Regions from separate parts of the Mus musculus genome. Here region 2 is linked to region 1. Evidence: chromatin loops called from intact Hi-C (ENCODE). Cell type or tissue: left cerebral cortex. All regions are shown on one strand.

Region 1 (2,500 bases):
TCTCTGACTCCTGAGCACACAAATGCCAAGCTCACGAGTCATCTGTTTTGCCAAAATTCTGTTCCGATTTGATAAACTCTAGCCAGGCCAGCTCACTCAGCATGATTCAGCCAGAGAGAATAGCAAGGCCACATGCCCGGCATGCCGACCAGCTGAGCTCAGGCAGGATGGGTGGTGTTCAGGAACCTCAGCCTGACAGATGGCTCCACTCGGCTGTCTTCATGGGCCTGGTGCCAGGTGCTGCAATCACTCTCTGCAGGAGGGAGTTGTGGGAGCCTAGTTCTGTGAGTATCACATGTATGGGTTTATGGGTATGCGTGTGTACTTAGGAGCGAGGGTGTTTGTGATTCACATGCTCACTTGGGTGTTTGTGTATGTTTATCTATGTGTGCATGCCTGGTTGTGTGTCTCTTGTGTGTACATTCAGAGGTCTGTGTATGTTCAAGTTTCAAATCTGCATTCATTCTGGTTGTGTGTGCTCACACAATGAAAGAGGAAGACAGAGATGTGGGGGAAGAGAGAAGAAGGGGTGGCTTTTGAGTATCCCCACTTGCAGGGAAAGCTGCTACATGCCCCTTCACTCATATCTGTCCTCATTAGCCAGCAGCAGCAGCAGCAGCAACAACAACAACAGGAACAGAAACAGTAGCAATAGCAACAACATAAACAGCAGCAGCAACAAGAGCATGCAGCAATAACAGGAGCAACAGCAACAACAATAGCAGCAGCAACCACAACATGCAGTAATAAGAGCAACAGCATGCAGCAATAACAGGAGCAGCAGCAAAAACAGAAAGCATGCAGCAACAGCATCAGCAACAACAGCATGCTGTAACAGCAGCAGCAGCAGCAACGTACAGCAATAACAGGAGCAGCAACAACAACTCCATGCAGCAACAGCAGCAAAAACAGCAGCAGCAGCAGCAGCCGCCGCTGCCGTAGCAGTAATCATCCCATCCCATTGTGAAATGTAGGCTGAAATGGATGAATTTCAGATTTCTAAACATAGCTTCTTGACAATGTTTACCCATAAGGTAGAGATCTTAACTGTCTATGAATTTAGGGTTCCTTTAAACCTCTGGTTCCTTTAATAACCTCAGACATATCATTTCACATACATTTTCATGGAACTCACAAGGTACTCTCCAAACCCTAGCTATGAGTTTTTGGTTAAGAAAACTAAACATTTGCACGGCATGTAGGGAGAGCCACCTAGAGACCTGCTTAGGGAGTCCACAGGAGAATTGGATGTAGATACATTGTAATAAATAGAGTGCTGCAGTGAGTTCAGGGACAGATTGATGGAGAAACTGCTAGAGGGGGTCCAGGAATGATCCACCAATCCACAGAAGAGGCAGACACTCAGGCAAGGCATAGAAATGTGAGAGGCAATTGCGAAATCACGAAGATGGGGAAGGACATAAAAAGCAGAAAGGATGCTCTGTGTGGTCTGAAAGAGAGTCTTGGAGCAGCCCTGGAGGGCCTGATGAATAACTAGACAAAAGGTTCTGGTGTTGTATGAGCAAGGAATAGTCCGACTTAATGAGTGATTTGCAGAAATCAAAATACACCTAGCATTTGCCCAGAGAGCAAATAGAAATCTGTTGCAATAGTCCCTTTGAGAAGCCGGGCATGGTGGTGCACGCCTTTAATCCCAGCACTCGGGAGGCAGAGACAGGCGGATTTCTGAGTTGGAGGCCAGCCTGATCTACAAAGTGAGTTCCAGGACAGCCAGGGATACACAGAGAAACCCTGTCTCGACATCCCCCCCCTCAAAAAAAAAAAAAAAAAAAGTCCCTTTGAGAGAAAATGAAGATGTGAGCAACACTATGTGGGGAAACTAGAGGAGAGCTTGCACTAAAGATATTTAGCAGATATATCAGTCAGGAATCAGGATCTGCGCCTGGGAAGCAGAAAGGAAGAGGGTTGGTTTTTGAATTTTAGCTTGACAGAAAGATATACGTTTGTGCCGTTTGCTGAGCCAGACCCACAGCACTATGGTGATAGCCTCTGGGAAGGACAGGGATTAGGGATACAATATGAGCCATCCAAGGAGAGATTTACACTAAGCAATTTGCTATGTAGATGTGGAATGCTGGGAAGAGAGATTCGGAAACAGATCTGTGAGTCACGAGAGATGGACGATAAATGAAGCCATGGGTGGTGGCTGAGATCAGTAAGGGAGAGAGAAGATGTCACAGAGCAGGGCAAGGAAAGAAGTCAGGATGTAAGGGTGAAGGAGCCAGTGAGAGGATCCTTGCGATTTGGAAGGACTAGAATAGATTCAGAAGAGAACTGATTCCTGGAAGCTAAAAGTGCACAGAATGTTAAGAATGAGGAAATGGTCATTAGTGTCAAAGGCTAAAGTAAGATCAAGTAGGCTGAGGAATGGTGCAAAGCAGAATGGGAGGGGCTTTTTTAATGCTCTTTATTGACACCGTGACCCCAGCATCCCTGAACCACTCCAGGGAGTCGGCACCAAATTTGAACAATGGGAGGG
Region 2 (2,500 bases), 100 kb before region 1:
TTCAAGTTTTTGAAATTTGTTTCTCTTTTGAAAAGAGAAACAAGGGTTTTGAAAGACCCAGATACATTAAACTCAACAAAAGCTAGATCCAGTCCCTCTCTTTGCTTTTAGCTGTAAGAGAAGAATTTGTTCTTTCTGATCAAGGTTTTGCCTACCTCTATGGTACTGTGATGTATTTAGCTAATACAATGTGTCAAAAATAATGTTAGGTTTTAAGAAAAGTTTTGCTACAAGTTGAATCTCTGCTATGTCTTAGCTGTAGGGTTTACAGTCAACCCCAGATCCCTATAGATACACCAAGGTTAATTGCTTGCAAAGTTAAAATGATAATTACTCGCCAAAGTTTGTAATAAAGACTGAAATGCAACATGGGAAAATTCTCTAGCCTTGCAATACCATGCACCCCTCTCTAGGTTTTGCACAGTAAATACTGGAAGGAGTACAGCCTCCACTGGGTCATCAGACCAGGTCATCTCACTCAAAAGCTACATGGCCAGGAGAATGTTTCTTTCTTTTTTTTTTTTTTCCTTCCATTTTTTTATTAGGTATTTTCTTCATTTACATTTCCAATGTTATCCCAAAAATCCCCCCTCCCCTCCCCTCCCCCTCCCGTCCCCTCCCTCAGAGAATGTTTCTTCATCTTTTGAAACTTAATTTCCTTACCATTAAAATGCATATAGCCATTCATATTTGAAAAGTCCATATTGTAACATACTTGCTATATTGGCTTGGCTCAAAATATAAATTCAAAACTTGGCTCTTGTCCCTTCCACACATAGAAAGGAAGGAAGGCTGCTTTATCTGCAGGTAGATGGCCAACTCACACAGAGCTGTAACCTTTGCCACCTATCCAATGTCCTAAATCCCAATTTCTTTTCCTAACTCTTCTAGAACAGAGAAAAGTCTGTAGATATAAAACCAGGAGCTCATGTAAACAAAAAACAAAAACAAAAACAAAACAAAAAACAAAAAAAAACTCTACTGTTCTTCCAGAGGTCCTGAGTTCAATTCCCAGAAACCACATAGTGACTCACAACTATCTGTAATGGGATCTGATGCCCTCTTCTGGTGTGTCTGAAGATAGCAACAGTGTACTCACATAAAATTAATTTAAAACAAAACAAAACTTTATGTGAATCTGTCAGAGTCACCAGCTCTTACCAATAAGGAAGCTATACCTGCCAAACACACTGTACTTGAGCTGGGGTTCAAAGCCTGGCTTCTCACCCCGCTTACAAGTTCTCAGAAGGACCTCCATCAACAAATAAACATTGATAAATAAATCAATAGGGATGTGGACTCTGAAGAAAAAAAGGAGACTGTCAGTGTCATGTGGACAGGAGAACAGAACACAATGACCAAAGAAGACTTCACTGATCATGACACAGATGAGAGAAGCGGAGATGGCGAGAAGGCGAGAGCCATGCAGCTTCTAAAGAGAAGATCCAGGGGGAACTAACAGTGAAACCCTGTGGGGCTGGAGGAGCAACAGGAAGTGGCCACATAGAAAGCAAGACTAGCCCCTGAGGTCACTAGGAGGCAGGCTCCTCCTGTGGGCCACAGTGAGGACTCTGGAATGTATTCAAAGAGTGAAACCACTGGCATTTGAAGCTGGCACCTACCTGAGAAACTTTTGATAAATCATGAAGAGCAATGGTTTGCCCTGGGATGGTGGCTGTACCAGCGACAAGAAGTAGCCAGATCTGTGTGTGGAGAGGCCAGTAGGTGACAAATCGGATGTTGACTCAGGGTCTGTCAGAGGGACTTGATGGTACGAGGACTTCACCGCTAACTGGAAGAATGGCACTCTCATCTATGGAGCCTCCCCAGGCAGCAGGAGGGAGAAGACTGAGAACTAAGAGGGACCCATGCTCTGTTGTCACACTTCCTGCATGTCTGTTTCGCGGCATAATGGAGGGAAGCATAACACTGGAAGCAAGGTCCTAGGATCAGACGATCAGACAGAGGGAAGTAGGGGTGGTGTCCAGGACTGGAGGGTGGGGAAAATGCCCATGGGGGCGGGGTGATGAAAATTGAAAAATTGTTGGAAAAGAACAAAGAAAATGGTAGCCAGGAGATGGAAATGGCTCAGCTGGTAAAGGTGCCAGCCGCCAAACCTGAGGAGCCATGATTGACTCTCTAAACCCATGTGGTGGAAGGAGAGACCCATCAGCTTAGACGATAGCGAGCTGTCTCTAACCGCCACAAGTATGTTATGGCCTATGTGTGTACTTGCACACACAGCTAAGTAATCACATGTAATAAAAAGTTTTTAAGGAAAAAAGTCAGGCAGTCAGAAGGAGAAAGTAGTTTACAAAGTTGGCAAAGATAAACAGGTGTCAGTGGTAGACATGGCATTGAGAACAGCAACAACAAAGAGTGCTTCCGTGTCCTCCAGCGTGGACCAGGCTCTGCTCTATCTTAAACACACAGACAAGGCAACTGGAAGAAAGAGATTACCAAAATGGCTGTGTAACCTGCTTATATAGCAGGCGGAAAG

Evidence for each region. A loop is a pair of places that touch in the nucleus more often than their neighbours do. Peaks named below come from ENCODE experiments on the same cell type or tissue, not always from the same donor. Only the 100,000 strongest peaks of a DNase experiment are listed, where the experiment ranks them.
Region 2: a loop joins it to region 1, with 1.8 times the contacts of the local background. A loop is called at or near these places in 2 of 42 quality-filtered maps.

What each region holds. Positions count from the first base shown.
Region 1 is chr7:114,181,500-114,183,999 of GRCm38, forward strand. No RefSeq gene overlaps it. Among named protein-coding and RNA genes, the nearest start is that of Rras2, 65 kb to the left of the region's middle. In left cerebral cortex, a CTCF peak has its summit at 1,202; DNase peaks (open chromatin) are centred at 210, 1,268, 1,482 and 1,590; H3K27ac peaks cover 1,208 bases.
Region 2 is chr7:114,078,038-114,080,537 of GRCm38, forward strand. All of the region lies in intron 1 of Rras2 (related RAS viral (r-ras) oncogene 2), which reads right to left. Among named protein-coding and RNA genes, the nearest start is that of Rras2, 38 kb to the right of the region's middle. In left cerebral cortex, a CTCF peak has its summit at 1,060 (motif pointing left); no DNase peak of the experiment used is centred here.